Linked DNA regions of Mus musculus: region 2 is linked to region 1. A link is a loop called in an ENCODE intact Hi-C map of the cell type or tissue named here. Cell type or tissue: heart. All regions are shown on one strand.

The links. A loop is a pair of places that touch in the nucleus more often than their neighbours do. Peaks named below come from ENCODE experiments on the same cell type or tissue, not always from the same donor. Only the 100,000 strongest peaks of a DNase experiment are listed, where the experiment ranks them.
Region 2: a loop joins it to region 1, with 5 times the contacts of the local background. A loop is called at or near these places in 8 of 42 quality-filtered maps.

Annotation. Positions count from the first base shown.
Region 1 is chr9:79,863,139-79,871,138 of GRCm38, reverse strand. All of the region lies in intron 2 of Filip1 (filamin A interacting protein 1), which reads left to right. Among named protein-coding and RNA genes, the nearest start is that of Gm35261, 60 kb to the left of the region's middle. In heart, a CTCF peak has its summit at 4,951; no DNase peak of the experiment used is centred here.
Region 2 is chr9:79,998,293-80,006,292 of GRCm38, reverse strand. It overlaps a transcript of Filip1 not described here and the pseudogene Gm8131. Among named protein-coding and RNA genes, the nearest start is that of Filip1, 24 kb to the right of the region's middle. In heart, no CTCF peak of the experiment used is centred here; a DNase peak (open chromatin) is centred at 3,332; H3K27ac peaks cover 322 bases.

The DNA.
Region 1 (8,000 bases):
ACATAGACTGGGAGATGACAGATAGGTAGATGCTTTGCAAGTATGAAGGCCTGAGTTCAAATCCTGAACACCTATGTAAAAAGACTGGTATGAATGCATATGCCCATAGCCCTAGAATTGGGAGACAAACACTGTACTCTTGTGAGCAGTTACCAGCTCAGTTACCACTGTTCAAAATATACTATTTAGAAGCAAAAAATAATAAAAAAACAGAAACAACTGCCAAATTAATGATTATAAAATAATTTTCTTGTGCTTTTCATTGATTTTATATTTTGATTGCTTTTGAGCTAATTTTAGTAATTGCTTAAAGGTAAGGGTTAAATTTTACTAAATATGCGGATATTCAGGTTTCCCAATACTATTGCCAATACTCTCCCCTCCCCCATTAAACAATCTTGGCATCTTTGTAGGAAATCTTTTGACTGGCTTTATTTATGGGTTTTTCCATTCTGTTGATCTCCATCTTTGTCTTTACATCAGTGCCACACCATGCTGATTAGTGTTGTCTTGTAAGTAGTTTTGAAGTCAGAAAGCATGTGACTTCTAACTCCATTCTTCTTTGAAGCTGCATTGGTTGTTACAGACCTCTTAAAACATGAATATTAACATGACTTTTCCCATGTCTACAAAAAATTTCAATTTTGAATATCTTATTTTTGAAATATCAAACTCCTAACTTGAATAAAAGAGTAAATTTTAATCTGATAGATTACATCTCTTTTCAATATTCTAATGAAAGATTCCTCTTGGTGTGGGGTTTGAATGCTACTCTATGGTGGGTAAGCTCTCCAGAGAACTTTAGGCTGCTGTGGGCCATGTAGTTGTAGAGGAAAATTCTTCCAGAGAATCTTAAAGGTAATATTTTAAGCTCCAAGTGGCCTTTGAAGCCAACCATGTCTGAATGTTCTCCTGGTATGTTGTATTACTAATCACATTAGCATTGCCTTTTAAAATCCAGGAAAACCTGGGTTCAATTTCTATAATAATAACTAATAACATTATAAATTACATCTCTTTTTTTGCTTTTAATCCACTTATAACATTAGTATTTACTTAAGATGGATAAACATGTAATTTAATTTGTATGAGATTTAAAGATAACACATTTTCTTTTGCAACACTCGGGTGGAATGTGCTGAGTTTTTTTTTTTTTTCTTATTCCGTTTACATATTTTCCTTTGGAATAAACTATAAGGAACAAAGTGACTCCTGAATTATAGACAAAGCTGTCAGATGAAAGACTAAGGGGACTGACAAAATGAAACTGTTTAGATCTTTTGAACAAGGGTACGTAGTCAGGGTTGTCCTCAGGGATTCAGGCCCAGCTCTGCAGACCTTCTCATGTCACATAAATTTACTCTTCTTGATTTCAGCAAATATTTACTGAGTGCCTATCACATGGCAGGCACTCTGTGAGGGAGAGTAGACACAGCCTCTGTCCTCACAGTGGCTCACCACCCCAGAAGGAAATAGACAAGCAAACTAATAAATTACCTTATGTAAATAGATACAGAACATTCGAGTTCCCAGAATGGGAAGCGCTCACAGTATGGCCGTGTCCCGACCTCCCTGCTGCTGTGATGGAGTTATATTTAAGCAGTTAACTAAATCATACAAAGGAGTGGTAGAGTTTGGGAATAGCATCATTCTGGGTCTTCCATAAGCAAAGACAGATTTATTTTTATCTCAAATATATCCGTTGTTGAAAGTCAGCAGCTCCTGGCAGGGATGCCCTGTTTAAAACTAGATGATGCTAGATCCTCTTCTAGGGGTAGGATCCTACACTTCCCAATGCATATACCTCCTCTCAGCCAAGTCAAGGGACACCGAGACGGGGCCAGGGTGGCATCCCAAGAGTCTGCAGCAAGCTGCCTACCTTAGTGAGGCAGGAATATGAAACAGATCTGCTGTTCTGTTGTTCATGTGTAGGGATTAGGTGCCCAAGAGGATTTTGAATGGTTTTACCACAAAGAAGTGGTAAATATTCACCCTGTCTTGAACTTTCACATTAGTATATCAAGCTTGGCACGGATCCTCATAGGTGTGTACACTTTCTATGGGTCAAATAAAATAAATTACACTAACATTGTGAAACAAGTTATAAAGTGTCGCCCCAAGTCTTCCCCTGAGCTGACTGGCATGGGAGACTGCACTGTTTACCTGAAGGGCAGAGGGTCATTGTCACCCTCATTGTGCTCCCAAGGTGACATGTGTCCCCATTTCAAAAATGCAGACAGAGGGCAGAGCTAAGCTTCCCCCCCCCCACCCCTCACCCACCACCCCCGCACCCATTATAGCTTTGCTTGTTTCAAAGACTTCATAATCCAGGAAGTTTAAACACAGTCAAAATCGATACCAGGTATAATGATCCATAGCAGCAGTTTGCCTTTAAAGGAAGCTGTTCTCAGGTTCAGCTTCCGAGCTCTGTCAGGCCAGCTACACTGCTCTGCTGCATGTGGAATGTTCTGGAATCCCCAGCGTCCTCCCTGGCGTCTTCCATAGTATGGATGACGTGCGCCTGTTTGCCTGGATCTGGTCGGGTTTGACACAGTCTAGCTTTCTAGGATTCTGTTTCCCTTAGTAACTAAGGCTTACTTGCAAGCAAACCAGCAGCATAGTTGGTGAGCCTGATTTGTCGAGAACCAGTAAACACATCTCAGTTTCCAGGGACCCTCTTGATCTGGGGGGACCACGATTCCTTGGTGAAGAAAAGTCAGTTGGACTTACAACTCCAACAGATCATGGAAAAGTCCCTGGAAATGAAGGGACGGCTGGAAATCAAGGAACATCACAGTGTAGCCGAGAGGGCCAACATTGGGAGGAAGGTTTTTATTGAGAGTGAGAGAGAGAGAGAAAAGATACAGACAGAGGCATCTGGGAGAGTCCAGAGCAGAGAAAAAAGAGAATGTAAACTGGACATGGCCCTGGGCTACAAGGAAGCAAGGGAGTGGGAGAGATTAGTGGAGATAGCAACGGACAGAGAGCATGGTGAGAACCCAAGAGAGCTCAGCTCAGGCCAGTGCAAGAGAGTAGGGCAGGGGGGAGTAAGATGGCAGCGCTAGAGAGCTCAGGTGAACAACTCGTGTGGATTATAGAGTAGCTGGGGGCAGGGGGGCTTAGGACAGGACACACAGCAGTCTCTCTTTGGTGCTGAGTAGCCGTGTGTCTGTCGCAGAGCAGTGGCTTCAAAATGTACCTGTGTTGCAGAATCATTTGCAGAGCTGTTCTAAAACACACTGATAAGGGAAAGGCAGCTGTGCAAAGGAGGCTTTCTTGCTTCCAGTGAGCATGGCTCATGGACCTGGGGTCAAATAATCAGAAGTCCTCGAACCTCCGCAGTCCAGTGGCTTCCAGGTATTTTGTCTGGTGAACTCAAAGAATGACTTTCGCAGACAATGGAAGAATGAGTTGCAGAAAAGACGTTTTATTATAGGTCAAAGTTTAAGAGAGAGTAAGCAAGCAAAGTTCCCATATCGATGGGGAGGGGGGCTTGGGAGGGGAGGGAAGAGCGGAAGGGAGGGAATGAGGAAGGGGAGAGTAGAGGAGGGGATGGGAGGGAAGAGCAGAAGGGAGGGAATGAGGTTAGATAACAACTGTGTATAGTTGGTTCTCACCTTGCACTTTATATAAGTCCTGAAGCTCAAACTCAGGTCACTAGGCTTGCCCACTGAGTCATCTTCTTGGGCCCCTTCTGGGTCTTTATACCATACATATCTGACAGTGTCACTGACCTGTGGATTAAAATATCCAAAGCTTCTTGCTACTCTGTGACTCAGTGTGGGCCTTACAGGGCTTTATGTGAGGACATCACTACTCTTGTGCTACAACATCTGTTTGTTCTTTTCATAGTCTTTTTCTTTCTCTTTAAGATTAAAAGAAAAAAATTTTAAATGGCTGTTTTGCTGTGTGTGTGTGTGTGTGTGTGTGTGTGTTAACCACATATGTGCCTGGTGCCCTCTGAGAAGAAGACATTGGATCACCTATAATTGGAGTTACCAATTGTTGTTAGCCAACATGTGGGTGCTGAAAATTGAACCCTGGGCTCTCTGCAAGAACCAATGCTCTTAATCATTGAACCATTTTTTTTTTTCAGCCTTGAACTTGGAACCTGGAGCAGTCTAACCTGTCTCCATTTTTATTCATGGTGGCATTTCAGATCACATGCTCCTAGAGGCCTCCTCTATTAGCGCAGATTCAAGTCAGATATTTTAGGTAAACATCACTCCCAGCCAGGTGGTGCTGGTGGTGGTAGTGTACGCCTTTAATCCCAACACTCGGGAGGCAGAGGCAGGAGCTGCTCTATGGGCTTGACAATAGCCTGATCTACAGCCAAGGCTATACAGTGAAACCCTGTAGTGAAAAGAAAGAAAGAGCTGGGCAGTGGTGGCGCACACCTTTAATCCCAGCACTCTGAGTTCGAGGTCAGCCTGGTCTACATAGTGAGTTCCAGGACAGCCAGGGCTACACAGAGAAACCGTGTCTCGGAAAAACCAAAAAAAAAAAAAAAAAAAAAAAAGAAAGAAAGAAAGAAAGAGAGACAGAGAGACAGAGAGACAGAGAGACAGAGAGGGAGATAGAGAGAGAGAGAGAGAGAGAGAGAGAGAGAGAGAGAAAGAAATCAATAGATCGATTGATTGATCATTACTCCCTATGCCTTCTCCAGCACATGGTTTTTCTACCATATTACCATATTATAAGTTACTTTCCATTTCAGCATCCCTTCAAACTGACAGGAGGTAATTCTTTCCGTAACACTGAATGCAATGCATCGCCCAATGTGAATGTTCCGAGCGTGTTTAATGAATGATTGATTTAGCTCTGGTTTTGAGCCTGTTTCATTTTATCGTGTCTCTGACTCTGGTTGCCTGGCAAAGCCCCTAATAAGTCCTTTGACTTCCTGACTCATGCTTACCTGTGGCCCAGGCAGCAGTGGAGTGACTCTTTGCTGCCCCCACATGTTTTGATTCCGCTCCCTCTGCAATCAACTGAGACTACACTCCTTGCTCTCTAGTGTTACCATGAGCACAGAGAGGAGGTAGGCTCCGTGGCAGAGATGTGAGACTCCTGTGCTTCTTTCTGTGCCTGAAGCTCATATTTGTTTGTAAGTAACTTGAACATCACTGACTCTTTCTTCTCTAATCCCCTTTCTCTTCTCATAGAGAAGAAGGAAGCTCATTTGAGAGCTGTCTTCAAAGCATTCTTCTCTCTGGTCCATTTACATTCTTAAGGTCTATTGAGGTGCTTCCTGGAGTCCTAAGACCTTAACCACTTGTTTCTGGTTCATCTGCTCTGTGCAAGTAATGTTCAAAGGAAGAAGTTTTCTGACATTAATTTTATCCCTTTTCACAAAAATTAACACATCCCTAAAAGTGGAGCTGTAGAGTGGTTTTATCCCAAGGTGCAGGATCTTTTCTGTACATTGAATCATGTATTTGAACTCATGAACAAATTTACTGTGATTGCATGGTCATCACTAATCTGCCAATTTGAAAGATATTACACAGGCTGGGTGTGTGGTAGTACATAACTTTAATTTCATGGAGGCAGAGACAGGTGAATGTCTGTGACTTTGAGACCAGCCTGGTCTACATAGTGAATTTCAGGCCAAACAGAGCTATGTGGAGAGTCCCTGTCTCAAAGGGGGAAAAGCTATCCCAAGGCCAGCTGAGGTGGCTCAGTACATAAAGATGCTTGGGGCAGCTGATGACCTGACTTTGAGCCTTGGAACACTCATGGCAGGAGAGAACCAGTTCCTACAAATTGTCCTCTGACTTCCATGTGCACGCGGTAGCATTTTGCATGCACACACAAAACACAAACAAATAATGAGTAAATAAAACAGATGTGATAAAAATTTATCTTAAGTCATAATATCATAGAAACAACATGGTTAATCTTTCCAGAGTTAGCTCTGCACCAGTTACAGGGACCCCCTAGTAAGTTCCTGATGGATAGGGCAGCTCTGGATACACTGTAGCTCTCTTATTTGGTAATTCGTATCTAGGATAATTAAATGAAGATGAAGTGTGTAACACGTGATGTCATATTATGACTAAGTGCAAGAATAAGTGATTTTTTTTTAGTAAAATAAACAGGTATTTCCTTTTCTCATATGGAAGTACTAAAAGCCCAAACAGCCAAAGGATTCTTCAGCAGCAGCAAGAACACAACAAAAACAGTGCTAGAAGCGTCACCATCCCCAGCTTCAATATATATTGTAGAGCCATAGTAACAAAACTGCATAGTACTGGCACCAAAGCAGACACATAGACCAGTGGAACAGAAGACATATGCATAAATCCATACAGCTACAGCAACCTGGTATTTGACAAAGATGCCAAATACACTCGTTGGAGAAAAGGCAGTTTCCCTACCAAATGACGGTGGGGAACTAGATATCCACATGTAAAAGAGTGAAACTAGTTTCAAATTGCTCATCCTGTACAAAGGTCAGTCAACCTGAATCAAAGGTCTTGATATATGACTCCAAACCCTGAACCGAAAACACTTCAACTGAGAGGTATAGGAATAGGCAAAGACTATTTGAAAGGGATGCTGGCAGCTTGGGAATAATACTGAGAATTGACTGGTGGGGTTGCATGAAACCCAAAGGCTCCTAAAGAAAGTAAGTGAATAGGGAGCCCACAGAAAACGACAGAAATCTTTCACACATCTGAAAGAGGGTTAGTATCTAGAATTTATTTAAAAATTCAAAGACCTAAACAGCAAAGTAACAAACTACTCAGTAAATGGGTTAATGACACGAACACACAGCTCTCAGAAGGTGAGATACAAATGGCCAATAAATATGTAAAAAGATGTTCAGTATAATTCATCAAGAAAATGAAAATTAAAACAATATTGAGATTCCATTTACTGCCTGTCAGAATGGCTATCATAAAGGAAACAACATGCTGGCAAAGACTCAAGGAGGGAGAGCTAATACACTGTTGGTAGAAGTGTAAATTAGGCCAACTACTATGGAAATCACCATAGAAGTTCCTTAATAAACTAAAAGTTTATGTAACCTATGATCCTACTATATTACTCTTGGGTATAGTCTCAAAGGACTTTAAGTCAATACAGCACAGGGATACTTGAACATTTTACATTAAAAATTATTTATTTTTATGTACATTTATATGTGTTTACCTGCATACGTTTATGTGCACCATGTGGATGCAGAGGCCTGCAGAGGCCAAAAGAAGGAGTCAGATCCTCTGGAACTGAAGTTACAGGCAGTTCCGAGCTGCCAGTCATGGGTGCTGGGAACTAGGGCCTGGGCCAGAACACATGCTCTCAATCACTGAGCCATCCTTCCAGCCATGATACTTGCACTTTTATCTTTACTGCAGCACTATTCACAATAGTCAAGTTATGAATCACGCTAGACATCTGTCAACAGATGCAGAAAGAAGAATGGTATACACACAATAGAGTTTTACTCCATTATAAAGTTGAACAAAAATATAGTAACAGGAAAATAGGTGCCAATGGGGACCATCATTAAGCTAAGTACACCAGACTCAGGTAAATGAATATTGCATGTTCTCTCACCTGTGAATCCTAGATTTTGTATAGATGCATAATCCATAGACATGGAAGTGGGTGTGAGACAGGGGCAGGAAAGAGAAGAAAGGCAAAGAGATTGACCAGTTATAGTGAAGTACATGATATAATTGTACAAAAATTATCCATGACACCCATCACTATGTACAAAAAATGTACTCCAGTGGAGTTTTATATTAAAAATTCTCCACAAGAAGAGGCCATCTAACAAAAATTATAGCAAACATCTCTATTGACTTAAGACCTATTCTGGGCCAAGTTCAACATTAGTCACTCCATGAATGTATATAATTCCATCCTGGCAACATTCTTATGAAGTTGTTATGGTTTTGTTCCATAGATGATAAAGTTAACTTAGAGCAACATTCATAGATCACCCAGGACCAGACTTTCTTTTTTTTTTCACTTCTAGGGCCAGAAAATAATTC
Region 2 (8,000 bases), 140 kb before region 1:
TATAAGTAATCCAATCTATAAATGGGCCAATGAACTTATCAGACACTTTTAAGAGAACTACAAATGGCTAGTAAATATTTGAAAAAAAAAGTTTGTCATTCTTAGTCATCAGAGAAGTGCATGTTAAAATTGCTCTATGATGACATCTCACCCAGTTCGAATTGCTACTATCAAGAAAACAAATGGTAACAAATGTTTGAAATGTCAATGAGGATGTGGTGACAGCAGTGTCCTTACAGACTAGAGCAGCCACTGTGGAAATCAAGATAGACCACACAGCCTAGCTGCAGGTCTCCTGGGTATATCCCAAGGAACTCTTAAGTCCTACCTCAGAGATATTTGCCTATCATTTAATACTGCTGCACTATTCACAGATAAATGAGGAAAATCTGGTACAAGCACAATGGAATTTTACTCAAATGTAAAGAAAATGTAAATTGGGCAAGATGGCTTGCTAGGTAGAGGTGCTTGATGGAGAATTTCCAGAGGAAGCTAATAGACACTACAAAGTTGTCCTCTGACATGAAATTCATTGACACAACTGGAAATCATCATGTTAAGTGCAATGAGCTAACACTCAGAGTAATAAATACATTTTCTGTGAAGTGGGTGTGTCTTATATGGAGAAAGAGGCACACACACACTCACACAGAGAGAGAGAAAGAGAAAGAGAGGGAGAGGGAAAGAGAGAGAGACAGAGACAGAGAGATATGAAACTTGAAGTGGACCATGGGAGAGGAAAATGAGATTTTTTTTTAAGAGACTACTTTTGATGCTTGTCAAGGCGGCTGAGGCTAAAAGGAATGATCTGTCCAAGACAGTGGATGTGGACCGTTTTCCATCAAGAATGGGTGTCTTCATGTAGCCAATGCAGAGCTGGTCCATCTAGAGGCGCGCCTCAGGCTGTAGGGATATGCGGCATGGGCAGAAAGTGAACACACGGTAGTGAGCAAACAGCTGAGGGAGGCCATGCGCGGGTCAGAGAAGCATACGTGGTTCCTGGAGAAGTGGGTTATGGAAGGTGCGGGAGACGCTCACAAACCGAGCGTTGAATAGGGTGATGCATCTTGATTCTTGCGGCTCCTTCATCCAGACAGCCAGAACCTGCCGCGACTGACTCCGCATCCTGCAAGTTTGCACCAGCTCTGGTTATCCAGTGAGCACCTGTGGCCAACAAGTGCACGTACTGTTGTGTGTTGATGATGCAGATCTCACGCTCTACCTCAGAGATGAAGGCTCCTGGGTGCCTGCCAGGTCGCAGCGTGAGATCTGCTATGTTACTGTAGAGGTAGTCATCAAACTTGAACACACGCAGCACTTGCCGTTCTGTCAGACAAAGAAAGTCAAAAGGTTTCCCTGAAGATAGATGTTGCCCTTTTCCAGGCAAATGACACAGTCCCAGGGGAGGGATCCCTTCTCATAAGGCTTTCCAAAAATATTCTGCCAGTCAGCGAAAAAGCTGGGCTTGTCTGCCTGCATGATGACTACATCGAAGAGTTGGGGCCAATCGGGACCTAGCAAGTACCGCGTGCCGTTGTCTACAAAGTTGAAGGGACTTTTCGTGATGAGGAACAGCTGTTTTTACACGGCTACCATGCAGCTCAGATCTGCAAATGTTTCATCCCCTCTCAGGATGTACTTTGCCGTGCCTCGCTCAATCCGTGGGTACAGAAGACCTTGCACATTCTGGGTGCCATCTCTCACATTCTTGTAGAGGCAGGTGAATTTGGTCAAACTCCAGGCCGTGGCTCAGAAAGTAGTTTACCATACAGGACAGCAGTGGCATCTCTGGTAGTGAGATGTCCATGAGTTGCTTGATGGATGGGCCCTTGCCGTAAAGCCGCGCATCTGTTATAGTGGCAAATGCTGGGTGCCACCGTCTAAGGTCAGTCACTTCATCCAGCTCAGGATGGAGGTCCCTATAGGCTCTTTCCAATTGTACATAATGAAAAGCATCAATTTTCATCAGAGAACTCTTCTGAGTGTCAAAGTGGAAAGGCCAAGGATGTCAAAGCTGGGGTCCTTGTCATTCTTCCGGATCCTCGCAGGGGATCTATCAGGATGTTCCGGGAGACACTGACGACCTCAGGGTGAACCACATCCGCATATTGCGTCAGTGTGCAGTCATAGTCAGAGTCACAGACTTCAAAGTTACTCTGACTGATGTCACGGTTGGCGTAGATGGCTGCTGGGTTAAGGAGGCTGCAGACTTCGGGGCAGAATGTCATGCACCAAGCCTAGACATGTCCTGGTAACAAGTCCACATGTGTTTGCTGAGGTTCCCGCTGTCTGCGGGCACTGAGCCTGGGGTGCTGGAGCAGTGGGACCACTCCGGGACCCTGTAGGCTACAGTGAGGACTGGAGGGTGAGGACGAGGCCTTTGCACAGCAGCCAGAGGTGAGCTGCAACCACAGTCTGGCACCCGCCACCCCCCTGCCCGCTAACCCCGCCGCCCTCCGACTGGAAGATGAGATCTTAAGGGAGGTTGGAGGGGGTAAAAGAATAATAGAATGCATGTGGCATGAAAGCAGAAAGGAGACTGTGGGTAAAGGAGAGAGATTAGCAAAAGAAAGGAGGGAGGGAGTGGGGTGGGGGCAGGGAAGAGCGGTGGGACGGGCACACATAAGAACAAAATTTCGATGAAAATGCCTGAAGAAATTTGTTTCTGTCTTAACTTTTAAAAATTAGTCAAGGACTACCAGACTCTTCTTTTTTGACACAGGTCTCATGTTGCCTACGGCAGCCTCAAACTCATTAGGTAGCCAGCATGACGTTGAATTTACAATCCTTATAATCTGGAGTGCTGGAATTACTGATGTGTGCCACCATGTCCCATTTTAGTTATTACTGTGTATTGAAGTCTAGAGTTTCATGCACGATAGTCAAGCATGCTACCAACTGAGCTATAGCCACATTTTGGATTTTCTTTAAAAAAAAAAAAGTTATTATTTTTTAAAAGTTTTATTTGTTTTTTATGTGCATTGATGTTTTGCCTGCATGTCTGGGTGAGACTGCCATGAGGGTGCTGGGAACTGAACCCAGGTCCTCTGGAAGAACAGCCAGTGCTCTTAACAACTGAGCTATCTCGCCAGCCCCTGGATTTTTTTTTTTTTTTTAATTTTTTACTTTCAATGTTTTCATTATTAGAGAGTAATTGAGCACAGTAGAAAGGAACCATCTATGCATTTCAAAGCATGTGTTGTGCATGTAATAACGTTGTGTGTTTTGGCATTCTATAGCCTCTAAGCAGGTGTTCTATTGGGTATTTGTTATGTCAGGCTGATGGGCCATTGACATAGCTGATAAAATCCTATGCTGCAGAGAGCAAGGTAGCCACCAGATGGCGTGCAAGCACCAGCCACGGATGGACAAATGTATTCAGGTTAGAGCACTAGTGTGCATTGGTGTAAAAATCTATTTTTTTTTTTTCCTTTTGGAAAAGTCCTTAATTTTTAACCATATGTGGATGAACGCGAATATAGAAAAAATCCATTATTAAAATGTATCTAAGTGAAAATAAAATTTCATCAGTTGTCTGTCGTGCTTTTTGCCCTCTTTCAGGCAGAAAATGGGATGGGAAGGGGATTATGCAATGGTAGACTAGATACTTGAAAACATAACAGTAAGCGGTGCCTAAGACCTGCTGTCAGTAGTGGTCAGAACTCCCCCATGCAGAGAGCAACTGAGGACAGGACTGCTGTGCGGCTGAGATGCGCCTCCCCTGGAAGTGTCCCTGGGGGGCTTCTTCTTCACAGAGGCTGGCTAAAGTGTGGGAAACTAGGCTGGTGGTTCTTGCCTATAATTCCAGTCTCCGGACGCATAGGCAGGAAGATCGCCACAAATCCGAAGCCAGCCTGGTATTCGTACTGAGTTGTAGATCATCCAGTGCTACACAGCAAGACCCTCCAAAAGGGGCGGGGGACAAAACCTACAAATACCAAAGAACCATAGCCCTTCAGACACAAAGGCACCAGAGTGGTACTCAAAAGGAAAGGCTCGGTGAGGTGGCACAGGCCCACCTGCAAGCTCAGTACTTAGAAGCCTGAGGCCGGAGAGTTGGGAATTTGAGGAGAGTTTGAATTGATCCTGTTTTTAAGAATGAAGAAAAGCAAAAGAAAGGGAAAGAGGAGGAAGGAAAAACCTCTTCTTGATAGAAGAATGACAATAACTGTGAAAGAATAGTGTAATGAAAAAGTAACCATTGTAGCTGGACATGGTATAACATACCTTAATCCCAGTACTGAGGAGGCAGTAGAAGGAGGAATCCCAGACTACACAGGACAACATAGAGAAACCTTGCATCAAAACAAAACAACCCCTCCCGAAAACAAACAAACAAACAAACAAACAAACAAAAATCAGAAAACAACAAAGAAGCCAGCAACCTTGCAAAATATGGAGAATTTGTGAACATGAGAATACACCAGTTTTCTAAGAAAATTGTTTTTATTCTCACACAATTTTTTATTTGGAGAGTGGAGGGGCAGCGGGGAGGAGAACACTTGGTGGAGTTCAGAGGAGAGCCCTGTGGAGCCCATCTCTCCTTTGTGTGGATTCTGCGGGTCAATCTCAGGTCACCAAGTTTGCACATAGGTGCCTTTGCCCAGTAAGCAGACTCACAGGCCCTAATCTTTAATACACACTTTAAGATACCTTCTTCATACATTGAAGGAAAATTTGCAATTTCATTAAGGCAGTTAAAATCTTTTAGACTTACGTTGAATTAATAATACCACAAAATAGCTGAGATGATCATTTTAAAGCATAAAATTAAAATATAATTTTTGCTTATATTAAACTATATCTCTATTATAGTGTATCTCACATACACGCTGAAGAAGAGGGAACACACGAGCGTCAGCCAGCTTTGTTGATATAAAAATTCTGTGTTACTATTCTATGACTTATAACCTTAATTTTCCAGAAGTATTCAGAGTATTTTGGATTTTTCTTTTTTTCCTGAAAATCCAGCAGGACCTATCATTTGCTTGTAAATATCAAGTGTGTGGAGCAGACGGAGAACTTCGGCTCTCCCCTCCCCCATGTGTTCCTGGGCTATCACTGCAGAATGAGCACCGGTGTTAAGGCTCAGCTGGGCAGGTGGCCGTCCTCAAGGAAAAGCGCTTAATCTTGAAAATTTTAAATAAGAATATGCTGCAGAAGGTTAAATGGAGGGCTGAATAGGCAGACTTTAAAGGCGAAAGCTTTTTTAGTATGTAAATATTCATTATTTAACTAAAGTTTAAGTATCTTTATATATCTCATTGGACAGATGAAAATCATGATGTGTTTCTGGAGACTGACTAGGTCCTTTCAATCATGTGAAATTTGCATGTATACTACTTTAAGTTAGGTGAGTGTGTTCCATCGTCATTACTTCTGCTTGTTAGTTGAGTGAGTGTGTAGTTCTAACCTGCACACCGTGTTTTAGTAGGAGTCTATGTAAATAGGCGTCATTTGACTATAACTATATTAGCTAAACTGTGTGTCTATTTAAGACATTCGGATGCCCGGCTTCTCTGACTCTCTGGTCTTCATCCATGTTCAGACTTAGCATGATGCAGTGTTCCTTACAAAAATCTGCCATCAGTGAGGCTGGGAACCACGTAGGACACGGCTAAAGACAATTGGGTGTTAGCCTCCCCATGCCCATCAGACTCAGCTGAAGCCGACATGATCACGAGAGTCCTTTACCTCAAAGAGCCAAAGCTTAAGATCTCATTACACAGTTGAGCTGATCGCAGGAGGAATTCAGTTTCTAGGGCTGAATGTGAGTGACACTGAGTGTTTTCTTGGGAACATGGTCTTTAAATTCTATTAGAAGATGCTAAGGCAAACTTTATATGCCCCAGTACAGGGGAACACCAGGGCCAAAAAGGGGGAGTGGGTGGGCAGGGGAGTGGGGGTGGGTGGATATGGGGGACTTTTGCTATAGCATTGGAAATGTAAATGAGCTAAATACCTAATAAAAAATGGAAAAAAAAAAAAGAAGATGCTAAGGCATAAACAGAAAGCTGTCTCCCACCCTGCTAAGATGTTGACATGCTTTCATGCTGTTTATGAAATCATCTTTTGATGTGTATGTGTGTTTTGTCTGAAGGTATGTATATCGCACGAGTACCTGGTACCCATGGAAGTCAGAAGAGGGTGTTGGATCCCCTGGGCTAGAGTTACAGGTAGTTCTGAGCCACAGTGTGGGTGCTTGGAGCAGAGCTAGGGTCATCTGGAAGGACAATAGGAATTCTCAACCCCTGAGCAATCTCTCCTGGCTCTGTGGTCATTATTTTAACACAGAGTATTCCCCAGGTGTGACAGGTTCACAGGTTTTCCCAGCCAAGTTATTACCTTAAAATATGAAGTGTTGTATAGATGAAACTGTTACTGCAGTATGGATAAAGATTTTTCTTGTCCTCTCAGAATACGTGCTTTTAAAAATATAAAACCAAAAAGCACAAGATAGGTAACTTTATCTCTTTAAGAAGTCTCTTTAAATTTTATTTGCTCACTAATCACTAAAATTCTAAAATGAAAATTCTCAGCCTTCCATAGACCCAGTCTAAATTCTTTGTTCAAATGCATATATGAAGCTGTGCCCTTAATGCCTTATTATGGATTACTAACATCTCCACGTATAGTTAGTTACCTGTTCTATTCTCTCCACAATCGCAACAGGAAGTGCATAGAGCCAGGATCCTGTCTGGAGAAGGGATGTGGATCATCTTAAGTAGGTTTATTCAACAGAGTTAGTCCTGGCCAAGAGCTGACTGACTAAACAATGTAAAATAAAGTCGTGTTAGCAAATGTCCTGACTATGCCTCTTTCCCACTTCCAGGCTTAAAAAAAAGTTCTGCTAAACAAAACTTGATCAGAGAAGTTTTATTTAGTGCAATGTATCTAGGCTGACACAGTCATTTTTGTCTAATTTCCTATGAAACTGCCAGTATCACCACTGACAGAGTTGCTGCCATAGAAAATGGAAAGCACCTACTTTTGGGGGGATGGCCACTTGTTTTGGGGGGTGTAGAAACTTCTGGGAGTCACTGGCATTGTTTCTCATTCTGACTCGAAGTCCTGTCAAGTTAATTAACTTAGAAATTAAATTTGTCCACTCATGGTATTAGCTAGTATTATCCATAATGGTGGCTATGGAGACTTGATTTAGGCTGGGACGGTGAATATAAAGGAGCTAAAGAAAATTAAGATTTGTGTTTTTCCAGTGTCTGCCTGTGATGCTCAGATTACCCTGAGAAGAATCAATTTAGGGGAGAAAAGGCTTGGTTTGACGTCCACAGGGATAGAGGAGTCCATTCTGGCAACAGGCAGAGAAGGCAGGAATCAGAGGCTGGCTGAGCACACAGAGGCTGGCTGAGCACATAGAAGCTGGCTGAGCACATAGAAGCTGGCTGAGCACATAGAAGCTTGAGCATCCTGCATCCAAACATGAGGATCAGAGAGGAAAGCAAATACGCTGGGCTCTAAAGCCTTTGAGCTCACCCTCAGCCACATACTTCCTTCAGGAAAGCTCCACTACCTCTTAAAGGTTCCTTAAGTCCCCCAAACTTCACCACCAGCTGGCACCAGGTGTGCAAACACCAGACAGGCTACCATATCTGCCCGTGTGGCAAGTTAAAACAGACATTCAAAAAAAAAACAAAACAAAACAAAACAAAAAAAAATCACTGAATAAAATCACCTTCAGGCTAAGGTCTAAGAAGCCCATGAAACAAATTAATTTTATATGTAGGCTTGGGTTCTGCCCTCCAAATATCTCATTACATATATATGAATATTTCAAGAATAAAAAAGAAAACCCTGAAATCTTTAGTCACAGCATTTTAGAGTAGAGATAACCAACCTGCATTAAAAAAAAAAAAACCTTTAAAGAAAGACATAACTTTTCCTTCATAACATGTTTCCTCTTTCAAGTTTGTCGTTCTAAGGCTAAGCCACTGTACCTAACGCCCTGTGTATAGTGGTGAAAGAATAAAAGGTCTGGATAC